Regions from separate parts of the Homo sapiens genome. Here region 2 is linked to region 1. Evidence: chromatin loops called from intact Hi-C (ENCODE). Cell type or tissue: MCF 10A. All regions are shown on one strand. Each heading gives the region's core, and the rest is flanking DNA. Links, peaks and the distances in the headings are about the cores only.

Evidence for each region. Hi-C counts contacts between places; a loop is a spot of excess contacts. Peaks named below come from ENCODE experiments on the same cell type or tissue, not always from the same donor. Only the 100,000 strongest peaks of a DNase experiment are listed, where the experiment ranks them.
Region 2: it touches region 1 in a loop (4-fold over the local background); 6 of 110 quality-filtered maps call a loop at or near these places.

The regions. Positions count from the first base shown.
Region 1 is chr3:118,981,985-118,988,954 of GRCh38, reverse strand. The region is part of intron 1 of IGSF11 (immunoglobulin superfamily member 11); the gene reads left to right. Among named protein-coding and RNA genes, the nearest start is that of IGSF11-AS1, 42 kb to the right of the region's middle. In MCF 10A, for the core only: no CTCF peak of the experiment used is centred there; no DNase peak of the experiment used is centred there.
Region 2 is chr3:118,934,095-118,941,064 of GRCh38, reverse strand. All of the region lies in intron 1 of IGSF11 (immunoglobulin superfamily member 11), which reads left to right. Among named protein-coding and RNA genes, the nearest start is that of IGSF11-AS1, 5.5 kb to the left of the region's middle. In MCF 10A, for the core only: no CTCF peak of the experiment used is centred there; DNase peaks (open chromatin) are centred at 2,254 and 4,024.

The DNA.
Region 1 (6,970 bases), core at 1,043-6,042:
CATGATGTCATAGTGAAAGTCTACTGGAGAAAGAGCTTTCTAACTCAGTCTGAAGTAGAGATATTAATGTTGTAACGTGCTTCAGTTTTGCTGATCTCTGAGAAACCTCACAGTTCAGGAAGGAGACATTTCCATATTATTAGCACAAGTGATAAAACAGTTCTTTGCTGTAGGAGAGGAGAATAGAACTCGTAGTGCCATTGAAGCAAGTTTTTTTTTAAGCAAATAGTTGCTTTGAGTTACAAATGCAATGCTTTTTTAAGCTTTTTGTTTTTACTGACAAACCACATGCAGATGCCATTCTGTCCTCCAAGTTTCCCACCCCGAGGACAGCCAGCTGCCATGCACTTCCCCCATCCTCATTCACAGATCATTAATCAAAGATCGTTAATCAATATGTCTTTAGAATCTGCAGTTTTGAAAGTCATATTCCCAGCTTCGGAAGGCTGCAACTTGCCCAATTTCCTGTGATTTTGGAAAAGTGTTCTGCTATGGTGGAAAGCGCTGGAAACCTGAGTTCCAGCCTAGGTTTTGCAACTAACTGTATGACTCTGGGCAGGTCATACTCCCTTTTTAACATGTGTCCTCATTTGAATTCCAGACTGAATTATCTCTAGGGTAGCTTTTTAACTCTTCCTTTTAGTCCTCACAGGGGTTAATTGACATTTGCTTGCTTTGCTTGTGGTCTTTTAACCCTGGCTAGTGATCTTCATACACTATCATGTACATACTGTGCCAGCAATTAGGATATTATATTGACATTCTCTTTGCTTTTTTTCCTCCTACAGTATACTGTACTTTCCTCAAAGATACCTTATTCATCTTTGTATTAGCTGCTCTTGGCCCAGTGTCTTAATTCATGCCCTATTAACGTTGGTTGACTTGAGCTGAACTCTGTCCCTTGCTTTTGCTTCAGACCTTTGTTTAGCAGTCTGCCTATCAGGTGAGAAAACTTGGATTGGTTGCATATTGATATCCAATTAATATATTACAGAACTGTTTAAGGTTGTAAAAGTAATAAAGCCCAGTTGGAGTAATGGTGATCAGTCATATGCATGTGTAAAACAGATGAAAGTTGTGGTTATTCATTCATTGTTCTCCTTAGGAAGGTCTTATTGATTATTAGCTTGTTGAAGGATCTGAGTTGGTATTCGTCTGTCTGTGCCTTCTTGGCTTCTGGCTGCAGGAAAAAAATATGTGAATTTTCTGCCCACAGACTGTCCAGCCCTGCCAAGGCAGCCTGCCAAATCTCAAGTCACATGCCTAGTGAATTGCTGCTACATTTTTTCTTCCTTGTCTTTTTCAAGGCTGCTGATGTTGGGCTCTTTGCCTGGTGTCCCTGAATCGTAGCCCTTTTAACTCTCTGAGTGATGAGCTCCAAACATTGTTTAGCAGCAGAAGCAATTTTTATTGGTACTAGATTACCTCCACTGACTAGGCCAGGCTTGTTTTTATGGCTCCACACTACTAGGCAGGACTTCTAGAAGTGTCAGGCTTTGGACTTGGTTTAGTCCTTACTCCTGAGCTTGAAGCCCTGATTCATACCACCTCATAGTTCTCAATGTCCACCATTTGTTCCCAGTGTCCCTAAACCTAGAATATATGTGGGTGTCGTGTGAGAGGCAGTTTGTCCTCACCCATTTCCTGGAGGAGAGGTGTTCTCATCCTCTGGGATGAACACAAGAAATAACCCTCACACTTATCTGGCCTCACTTTTCTAGTTAGGCATTCTATTTTGCATTCCATTCGCAGAGCTGAGCCTTGTACCTCTTTATAGTATCTTTCAAATACCAAAATGTGGAAGCACCATTAGGAAGGTTAGTACTTCCAGTTGTATTTGTAAGGATGGTGATGGATTTAACCTGAGCTTCCACACGTTTTCCTGGTCCATGTGTTTGTGAGATAGGTTGCAAGGGTTTAGTGGACAGATGTCTAGATAAATGAATCTAATTAGTGCCTAACCTTATGGAACTGCTAACCATAACTCTCCTTTACCGCTGTGTTCTAAGCAACAGCCATGGTCTTAGAGTGACCTCATTACCCAGAGTCACATATTCTGCTGAGGGATGTGGAGAAAAGAGGAAGTTGTGAGACTGGAGGAGAACTTAGAAAATTTTCTTTTATTTATTCTTTGTATTGCCTTTTCTTTTTGCTCAATTTCTGTGTTCTTCTCTTTCTTACCTGAGAAGCACTAGTGTATACATGTAAAACCTATATTTCAATATGAACCCATCCTTTCCAGCTAGAAAATCCTGGAAGGGTTTACTATCCCCTCTAAGCTGTAGTTTCCTTCTCTGTGAAAACAGACTATAGCCACTGCTTAACATGCATGGCTATATTACATATTAAATAACATGGTGAAAGTATGTACTTGGCACCATGCACTGCTGACCTGGAGAACACTTTAGTAAAAGCTCCTTTCCATTTTCCTGTTAAATTGAGCATACAAATTATTATTTACTATAAATTCCCCACTTGTGCCTATATTAGAAACTAACAGAAAATGTTACAGATAGTATAAAGCAGAAATTGAGGCACTTAATGAATAAAATTCAGTTCAGTTCAATGAACATTTATTGCATACCAGGCACTGTGAGTGGAGAAGGCAGCTTCTTTTAGAAATTTACAGTCTAATGAGGAAAACAGATGAGTGAATAGACATTTAAATGGGGTGCGATGGGTGCTTTAGAGGCATGACTGGTTCCTCTGCACGTAAGGTAGAGGGCACTTGCTCTCATTCAGCGGGAGAGGAGTGAGGGGTGGCACAAAGTCAGGGAGGTAAAGCAATGGATTTTTGAACTGTGGCTCCTTGAAGAGAGGGCGCACATTCCAGGCAGAGGGAAGTACATGAGGGAAGATAAAGTATGAAGTTGCCTAACAAGTGTAACTGCAAATTGTTCAGGCTTGCTTAATTGCAGTTTGTGACATGGCAAGTGGCAGGAGGGGAAGCTGTTAATGGCCAGCCCATGGAAGTCCTTTTTGTCGTGCTGAGAAACTTGACTTATATCCTATAAAGAATGGGGGCCATTCATTTCAAGGCTCTATACTGAGGTTGTGACAAGATCAAATTTGCATTTTTTAAGAATCACTCTGGTGCTGGTGCTCAGGAAGACAAGGGAGAAGGAGGAATAGACATATCAAGAAGCTGGTGCCAGGGGTTCAGAGGAGAGATGATAAGGGGCTAAACTGAAAGAGCAAATGGCAGAGGGATAAAGAGGAGGAGACTAATTGAGGAGACCAATTTAGGAGGTAAAATGAGTGATAGTTTCATTGTAAAGGATGAAAAAGTGTCAAGGGTGACTCTTAGGTTCTTTTGTTGGGTATATGTAATTGGAATGGCAAATAAAGATCAGATTTGGGGAAAAAGATGATCAATTCAGTTTCAGACAAATTGAATTTGTTCTGCTTGTGGGATGTTATCCAAGGGGAGGGAAGACCGGCAGCCAGTTTGATAGGTAGGTCTGGGGCTTCACAGAGGTCAAGGCCAGAAACACAGCTTTTGAACATTAGTCTTCACTGATGACAGTGACGTTAGAAACAACAAGTAGAATGATCCCCTTGTCTTTGCATTGTGACAGAGACAGAAATTTAGAATATGTCACAAATGAAGCTGTCGTTAAAAATATCCAGTAGATTCCCCCCTTCCCTCCTACCTCAGTTCTCTCATTAATGGAGATAGAATATTGTTATCTCCCTTTTCTCTTTCAATTCCCATAGTGCCTTTTGATTTGAGATATAGCTTTGAAATTAAACAAGATTGAATTTTGAAGGGTTTTAAATTTTAATGTGATACTTTACATAACTCCAAGCTGCATTTTAATGTGGCTCAGCATATATTCTGATGCCTCTGGGAGTGCTTTAAAGTAATTTATTATTATTATTATTTCATTATTAGATCTCAGACAGAAGTTTAGAGAAAATTATTAGAAAAAGTCCGGATGTATTCCTTAGGCTGTGGAAGGGATAAATGTAAATGCCTTGGTGGCAATGGCTTCTTATCTTCTCACATGACTCATCCTGCCTTTTCTTTCCTGGAAGGGCTCTGTGGTTTTAGATCAGAATCAAGGTGTCACTGAGTGGCAGCTTTCAGTCAGTTTTTGCAGCACTGCATTTTTGGGATAATCTTCTACACCTTCACCTTGCTCCCTTACCTTTCCCTCCTCTTGTCTCAGCGTGGAGGGTACACTTCATTTTATTTCAGGAGATCTTAGGAAATCATATTCTTGGATGTTCTTGATTTATTCCTTTACTTTCTATACATATTTTTCCTTAATTATCTTCTTGTCAATATTGAGATTTATGGTAACCTGTCTCTTCCTACCCTCTTTCATTTGAATTTACATGGAAAATCAGCCATTCTGTTCTGGCTCCCTTGAAATTATGGGTTTGTCTGTCTTCCTCCTTCCCTTCTTTCTATTTTTTTCTATCCATTAAGGTAAAACATCCCAGATCCAATCACTATACCCTACTCCCAATTCATATGTATCTTTTAAACCTCTTTAATGTTCTGGCTACATGACCAGCAGTTCTTTTCTTAGATACATTTTGTATTGACTGGGAGGTTCATGATCTCATATAGTTCATTTCATTTTCAGCAACATTAATTGTTGAAGGGCCTTCCTTACATAACATGGAGATATCATGATACATTAACCAATGTGCTTTGTGTCCCTGTTATTTTCTGCAACCTTCTGACGGCTTTGCTTTTTCTGGTTATAAGGGGAGGGGAAGGATACTTCAGCAGGATGTAAAAAAGAGGCAAATGTCTGTTTTTTTTTTTTTGAATTTCAGAAATTACAAAGCCTGAATCTGGCTATAAGACTGAGTTTGAAAAAACAAAAGTCAAGAAAAAAGATTTTATAGACTAGAAGAGGAAGGAGAGCTGGGTAGGGGGCTGAATGAATCTAGATAGTGGGATTGTATTTGAACCCCCTAGGAAGGTTTGATAAATTCTAGAGGAGAGTGGACTTCCCCCTACCATGACTTACCCCACCCACTGACGGAAGCTAAAAAAGCAGAAAGACCTGAGAGGAAATGTGCCAAGATTAAGTTTCTGCCTCTCAACTGGGGTCACAACTGAAATTGTTTAGACATAGAAAAAAATAAAAATAATTATATTACTTTTTTTACCCCTGTGATTTATGGAGTGGGATTTGCATCTACTATGTCTATATTGAATAACTAACAGTGAGATATAGTGGAAAATTGCTTAGGCTCTGAAGCCAGATTGATTTGGGATTAAATACTGGCTCTGTGTAATACCCTAGGCTAGTTACTTAGTCTCTCTGAGTCTGTTTTCTCATTTGTGTAACTGGAATAATAATACCCACCTCATTTGAAGTGTTTTGATGCATGGATAGGATATATGTACAATATCTAGAATGGTGCCTGGGTGATAGGAGGTACTCAGAAATACTCTGCTTACATTTTAATCTCAGTATTACGTCTTTATTTTGTGTTCTTAAGACTTATAGACTACATCTAAACCCTTCTTTCATATGACAGCTCTACACATATTTGAGGGCCAGTGTCCTTAACTGTGTCTTGTATATTTGAGAAGCCGTATGCCATAATGTATTCTGGAGCACACTTCTTAGATTTGAATCTCAGCTAGCCCACTTACACACTTAGGTAAGTTACTTAACTTATTTGAACCTCAGTTTCCTTATTTGTAAACTGGAGATGATATTAATAATACCTATCTCTTGGGTTAGTTGTGAATATCAAAGATGTTAATACAGATAAAGACCTACAGGCACATGTTAGTTAATTATACATACAGTTAATATCTTATTGTGACAGAGGCAGTGCTTACATGTTCACCTAGTCCTGTTTTGTTTTCATCTTTAGAGCCAGACTTAAGCTGTTTTTTTCTGCCTTCCTTGCAATTATGTTGGGGCTATGTGCTTATTCTAACTGGTAGACTAAAAGTAGAGGTGATATGTGTCATTTATGACTCAAAGCCCTTTGCCATGTGGATTGTGGAGGCTGCATGTTGAGATGATGGATTCACAAGGTGATACTAGACTGAATTTCTAAATCACCATTTGGAATTAGCTTCTGAATGCATATAGGACATTGTATGGGCAAGAAATAAACTTTGTGTAAAACTGCTGCGAGTTTGTCATTGTGCTGTCAAGGCATAATCTAGCCTATGTAGATTAATATGACTAATATTGGTAGATGAATACTAAATGAAACAAACTGTCGAGGGGTCATTTTTAGGAGAAGGCCTTTTCAGTGAATTAAGGTATTCATTAAGATATCCTCCTTAATGATATTAAGGAGGAGGGAGGATTTTATTGAAGAAACAGAAACAAGGTTAAAAAAGGAACATTAATTTTTCTATTTGAAATGGGTTTTATGTAAATGCATGTTTTGGTGATAAAACCCTTTGTCCTTCTTTTTATTGTCCCATATCCTATAATAGAATTTTCTTTCTTTAAAGCTTCTTAACATCTTTCTAAATGGGAAACAGTTATATTCTGGAGTGGTCATTAATAATTTTATTAGTGAATGAGTTTATCAGCTCCTTTTTTTGGGAGAAGATTTTATCAAAGGGTATGGAGGAGAAAACGTAAGAGTTCCAATTAAGTTTTTGAGGAAAGGAGGGGGCTTTAAATGCAGGCTAAGAATGAAGCACAGTGGATGTTGTATTTTCCTCTAATTTGGTATTGTGGTCTCTCTCTGGAGAGTTGCTAGAAACTCTAGCTCTGCCCTGGTGGAGATCCAAGGGAGATGGCCTTAGATGCTTACAAAGTGGCTTTACGTGATACTTCTTTATCCCGGTGGACAGTCTAACCTAAGTGTCTAACTCATGACCAGGTTTCCCTCTTACAGGGAACTTGAATATACTGGCAGGTACCTTTGTGGTTCGTGCCTGACTTGTGTCCAGTGTATGAGATAGCCACTCTCTAGGAGAGCCATGACTGGGCAGAGAGTTAGGTTTGGTTGTGTTGGTCGGGTGAGA
Region 2 (6,970 bases), core at 1,433-6,432, 48 kb after region 1:
AAGGCTTTTTCTAACCCAGAGTCATAGAGAATTTCTCCTGTGTTTTCTTCCAGAAGTTTTATAGTTTTATTGATATGTTTAAATTTTTTATCTATTTTGAGTTAATTTTTATATAAAGTATTAAATAAGGGTAGAGGTGTTTTTTTTTTTTTTTTTGGCATATGGAGATTATTTTTTCCCCCAGTGCAGTTTTTCAAAAAGAGTAAACTTTTCCCCCTGAATGGCTTTGACAACTTTGTTGGAAATCAATTGCCCATTTATGTATGAATCAATTTTTGGACTCTCTATATGTCCTTATTCCAATGCTACTTTATCTATATTACTTTATAACTTACTTTTTTTCTTGAAAATTATTCTATTCTAATATTCACTTTTGTACATACATTTCAGGAGCAATTTGTCTATACAAAACAGCTCACTGAAAATTTGATTTGGGTTCTATTAAATCTAAAGATAAATTTGGGTTGACTTGACCTCCTAACAGTATTGAGTCTTTTGACTAATGGTCACAGTTTGTCTCTCCAGGCAGTAAAGTCTTTAAATTTCTCTCAGGAAAATTTTGTAATTTTCATTGCACAGATCTTACAGATATTTTCTGAAGGTTATCCCTAAGTATTTCATGTTTTGGATGCTATTATAAGTGGTATCATTTTAAAATTTTAATTTCCAAATATTCATTGCTACTGTATAGAAAAATCGTTGCTATTTGTATATTAGCCTTGATTTCTGAAACCTTGCTAAACTCATTTATTAGAATTAGTTGGTTTTTTGTAGACTTGTAAGAATTTTTAATGTAGATGTGTTATCTGCAAATAAATACAGTTTTACTTTGAAATTTTCAATCTATATGTCTTTTAATTCTTATTCTTGCCTTATTGCAGTGACTACAATCTGCATGTTAAATAGAAGTGGCAAGAGCAGACATCTCTCCTTGTTCCTTACTGTAGGAGGAAAATCTTTTACCATTAAATTTGTTAGCTGTTTGAATTATTGGTACTGATAATATCTCTTTGTTCTTCTTTTAATGTCTGTAGGATCTGTAATTATGTCTCTTCTTTCATATCTGAATTGATAATTTGTGACTTTTCTCTTTATTCTTTGTCAGTCTGGTTAGAGATTTATAAATTTTATTGACCTCAGATAACTAAATTTTGATTTTATTGATTTACCCTGTTGTTTTTCTGTCTTTATTGAATTCTACTCTGTCTTGATACTTTGCTTCTGTATGCCTGCATTTGATTTAATTTAAATTAATTTTTAAAAAGTTTCTTAAGGTGGAAACTTAGGTCATTGATTATAAACCTTTCTTCTTTTCTAATATGCACATTTAGATGCTGCTGTTACTTTTCTCTAAGTAATGCTTTGGTTGCTTCCCCATAAATTTTGATAAGTTGTGTTTTCATACTCACATAATTAAAAATATTTTCTAATCTTCCTTGTGATTTCTTCTTTGACCTGTGAATTATTTAGAAGTGATTTTTTTTTTTTTGAGACGGAGTCTTGCTCTGTCACCCAGGCTAGAGTGCAGTGGCACGATCTTGGCTCACTGCAACCTTTGCCTCCTGGGTTCAAGCAATTCTCCTACCTCAGCCTCCCAAGTAGCTGGGACTACAGGCATATGCCACCATACCCGGCTAATTTTTATATTTTTAGTAGAGATGGGGTTTCGCCATGTTGGCCAGGCTGGTCTTGAACTCCTGACCTCAGGTGATCCACCTGCCTTGGCGTCCCAAAGTGCTGGGATTACAGGCTTGAGCCACCACACCTGGCCCGAAGTGATTTAAAAAAAAAAATACATGATGGTTTTCTAGATTTCTTCCTATTGAGTTTAGTTTAACTCATGTTCTTTGTATAACTTTAATTATTTAAAAATTTCTGAAGTTCATTTTATAGTCCAGAATATGTTCTGCCTTATTGGATGTTCCATGTCTACTTTAAAATAATATATATTCTATGGTGTTAGGTAGAACATCCTAAAGTTTTCATTTATGTTAAGTTCATTGTTCAGGTCTTCTGTGTTTTTACTGTTTTTGTCTGTTCTATAAGTTAATGATTGAGACGTGTTGCAGTCACCAACCATAATTGCAGGTTTTTCACTTTTTCTCCTTTTAATTCTGTCAGTGTTTCCTTCTTGTACTTTGAAGCTCTGTTGTGAGGTGCATACACAGGACTGTTAGGTTCTTGATGAGTCAGCACGCCGTTTTATCATTATGTAATATCCCTCTCTATGCCTGTTTTAGTTATTTGACTCTTCTTTCTTCACATGCTACTGCTTTCCCAAACTCTTTGCTTTCCCAAACTATATTATCTTATAAGTTACCTCATAATTAGGTGTCCAGCCTCTCCTTGGTGAAATGCTGATTTCTGGTACAATCACTTGTAGCCAGGATGTAAATAAGATCCTATGTCATAAACCATAGTGACTCATGTTCAAGGAATTGCTTCTTTCTCCTTTCTCTGAAGTCAGTTTTGAGTGTGGTAGCAATCATAGTAGCATGTCCATCATAACACTGCAAAGCCTGGTTCTGCTTTTGTGCCTTGGTTCTTTATGGCTAATTATAATCACATTACTTGCTTAGTTTTAAATAAGGGGTTGCAAACATAAATGCCCACAGGAGTCAGACAGGTAACATGATGGAGTAAAGTGGGTTATATCGTGGAATAACAGGAAGTGGGTGGGGATCCTGGCAGTGTGGAAAGCTCCTGCTTTGTCTAAAGGGGCAGCACTAATCAATGGCCATGCGAAATGCAGGCCTGGTGTTACTAAATGCCCCCCAAAAGGGGATTCCTAAATGGAGTAGAATACGTAAGCTGATAGCCAGATATGAAGTCAGGAGGAAGTGATAATAGGAAACTTGCTGAAGAGAATTCTGATAAAGTTCACACCAAGTTTTTGGAGATACTGCTGAGTTAATGCTACCCACGTAATATATATGCCATGACATGTAGGAATCAAGTAAGCATGTATACACACACATATGTATATACACATATGCATATGTACACACACACACACACACACATTTTATATATATATATATGAGAGAGAGAGAGAGATATCTTTTGGAAAGTGACAAAGAGGAGTGATAATCTAAAGAGTGTGCATTAGTTCAGTATAAGGCATGCTCTTTGCCCTTGGGATGGTCTCTGAGCAATGTTTGTGGTTGAAGGGGAGAAGTCAATGAGAAAGCACTGAAATTATATCTAAAGGGAAACTGTAGTACCATAGAAATAGAATACAATTACATATTACAGCCAGACTATTACATGTTACATAGACTGTGTAATGAATGTTTAATGCTTCAGCCAGAAAATGAAGATATATAATTTTATGGTAGCTTGCCGTTGTACACCAACCATAAAATATATTGTGATATGGCATAAAATGAAGTAGAAGCTTGGCAGTGATCCTGTAAATTGATTAATGTAGATGACCAATATGTAATAGAGCCATCTATATTGATAAATTAGTCAGCTATTACTCTTCATTTCACTTAGCACTGAGTAGATGGCCAAAATATAATTGAATTTCAGCTAACACAAACTTTTTTTTTTAGTTGAGATGGCAGTTTGTAAAAAGATTATATGGTAAGTATAAAGGTAGATTATTTCATCTAATTAAAATTTGGTTAAAATATGAAGGGAGAATGATTTGTTTAAAAAACTACTACAACACTAGAGAATTGTGGTATTCCTTAGTTTCCTTCAGAAAACAAGGAGGATAGTGTACAATTTTTATTTTTTGAACTCATGTCAGTCTGATAAACTATAAAACTTAATTTGATAGGTTATATAAATTTGTATTACATGTATTTATGTGAGAAATACTTGTGAGATCATATGGGATGATATAAACTAATAAGCATTTTGTGACCACTGATATTGACATTTTAGGCAGAAGGATAACATAGGCCTCCCAAAGTGCCATAAAGGTCTTTTTGATGCTTTGCTGATTATATTCCCAGAGGGAAGTGTTCTGGCAGTTGGGCTAATCCTGAAACATGAGCACTTGCTTCATAGTCATCAGAGAACACTGTTGTGAAATCTCCATTGGATTGCTTGGGCCAGTCCCCATTGTGAACATCCAACGTTCAATCTCTGATGAGTTTGCAGGGGGGATTTCATGTCATTTGACTCTAGTAGTAGGCAGATCACAGTAAAATGTCCATTGTCTGTTCTCTTGGCTGTGTAGTGTGGATGGTACCTCCTAGGATTTTTAAAGATTCTTTGTTGCCAGCTTCATTTCCCCTAACATGTACCAAGAGGTTTGAAATAATGTGAATGCCTTTCTGCTTTAAATCTTGGGAAACAGGAGTCTAAAGAAAGATTATAGACAACTGTATTTATGACTTTAACTCCTCAGAGGAAATATGACCATGCACTTTATATCCTTTTTATGTAATTGCTGAGAGTCATTCAGAATTCATGGAGTTGACTGAAGTGAAAGTACAAAGAAAAGATTCAAGTGCAAAATGCTGTCACTTTGGCTCTTAAATTATGCATTTTACATGTAAATATTGCAAATTGTAAGATGTTTTAAATTTTTTTTTTTTTTTTTGAGATGAAATCTCACTTTGTCGCCCAGGTTGGATTGCAGTAGTGCAATCTTGGCTCACTGCAACTTCTACCTCCCAGGTTAAAGCGACTCTCCTGCCTCAGCCTCCCAAGTAGCTGGGACTACAGGCACCTGCCACCACGCCTGGCTAATTTTTGTATTTTTGGTAGAGATGGAGTTTCACCATGTTGGCCAGGCTGGTCTCGAACTCCCGACCTCAAGTGATCTGCCTGCCTCAGCCTCCCAAAGTGCTGGGATTACAAGTGTGAGCCACTGCACCCAGCCTAAGTGGATTTTTAACCTAATATTTAGCATTCAAGTTTAAATTCTTGCCTAGAATTTCAAACATGGAAATATCCTTTAAGAGGAAATAGAGTTTTTGGTTTTTTTAATAGGATAGAAAAAATTTTAGCATCAAAAATGCAAAAAAACACCCATTTCCCTCCTTCTTACTCTAAGAAACTTTTTATTACTCTAAGAAACTTTTTATTACACATAGTTCTATCAATATACTAAAGAGGAACCATGAGACACATTCACAGAGTAACTTAATTTCGTCTTCTGCATACCTTTAAATTCATTCATGAGTCAGTTCTTTCCCTAGATGAGAACTAAAGCAGGTTATACAACTTTTCTGATCACTTTGAATTTAAAAAATGAAACAGAATAAGAAAATCTTAATTTATATACAGAATTATAAGTATGACTCCCTGATGGCCAGTGAGATACCCTCTAGGAGTCTAGATATCCGGCTTCAACTTTCCTCTACTGAGGTCCCATCAGCGAGCCCTCTTGTTAGGCCTAAGAAGACCCTGCACCAGCTTTCATGTGTGTTCACCTCCAAGGTGGGAATAGAGCGAGTGAGTCTTTTAGTGTACCGCAGCCCTAATTTAAAAGTTCTCTCCACAAAGCCTCTTTACAGACTTTCACCCCTGACTCATTTATTCCCTTTGTGTAGTCCTCAAAGTTATATAACCAATTTTCAGCCATCTTCCTTGTGCAAATTCTTCAGGGCAGTTTGTCTTAAAAGTCTCTTTTGGCATCTGATATATATATGTACACACACACATATACATACGTATATGTATATACGTATGTATATGTGTGTGTGTATGTGTGTGTGTGTGTGTGTGTATATATCTCAGGGTGTATATACATGTATATATATATATATCTCAGGGTGTATATACATATATATATATATATATGTATATACACCCTGATATTTCCTCAGGGTGTGTGTATATATTTATATATATATACATATATATATGTATATACACCCTGATATTTCATGTGGAAATTGAAGTAATTGGATTAGATCAATTTAGCAACATGTATGTATTGAGTTCCCATGGTGTGCTTTCTTAGACCATACAGTATACTAATGAGGATTTGTTATATAATCGCAAGGTATGATTAAAAGCTTGGTGGTGTTCTGACACTACTTTGTGAGACTCTGACCTAGACTGAGAGGTCAGGGCTTTTCTTGTGAGAAGGTATCACTTGAGCTATTGTAAATGATGAGTAGGTTACTAAGTAAAGAAGCTGGGGTTTATGAGTAGGTTACTAAGTAAAGAAGTTGAGGTTTGGAACAAAGCAAACCAGACAGAGGAAAGACAGAAAACAGAGCAAAGACTCAGATTCCAGGAGTCAAGAGAAATTTAGTTGGTAAAATGTGCCAGATTTGATCATGGATTGGGTTTGGGAGATGATGACAGAGTTGACTTGAAGGTCTCTAAATGTCTGGCTTGCCCAGCTTGGCCCTGTTCGAGCCATTCACAACCATAGGGAACATCAGGAAGGAGCCAGAGTATATTTGGGAGGTGGGCATGCAAAGGAATAGTTTGATCTTGGACAAGCACACTTTTGAGGTGCCTTTGAGGTAGCCACATGGTGAAGTCTAGGAGGCAATTGGATATAAGAGGAGAGGTTTTGAGTAGAGATATAAATTTGAAAGCCATTAGCATTTATATGAGAATTGAATTCATGATGGTAAGTGAAATTCTGTAGGGAGATAGTTTAGAATAAGGCATCAAGGCAGTACTTTCAGAAATACCAACATTCAGTATCCATGTGGAAAAGGGTAAAACAGCAAGAGGAAGTGAGAAGTGTCCAGAGAGTTGGGAGGAAAACCAGAAGTGAATTATATTAACATCACTGAAGCTAAGGGAAAGGTGTGTTTTAAGGAAGAGGGAAGGGTCATCTCTGTCAGATGTTTACCAGAGTCCAAGAATGATTACAAGTGTCATACAGCCACAAGGAGGTATCTGGGAAGCCTAGGGAAAATTGTTTTTAAGAAATGATTGGGGCAGAAGTAGATTGAAGACTATGGAGCAGGAATAGATTCTGTGGAGAGACTATAGAGAGTGCTTTCAAAAAGATTAACGTGAAGTATCAGAGAGCTAGGGCCTC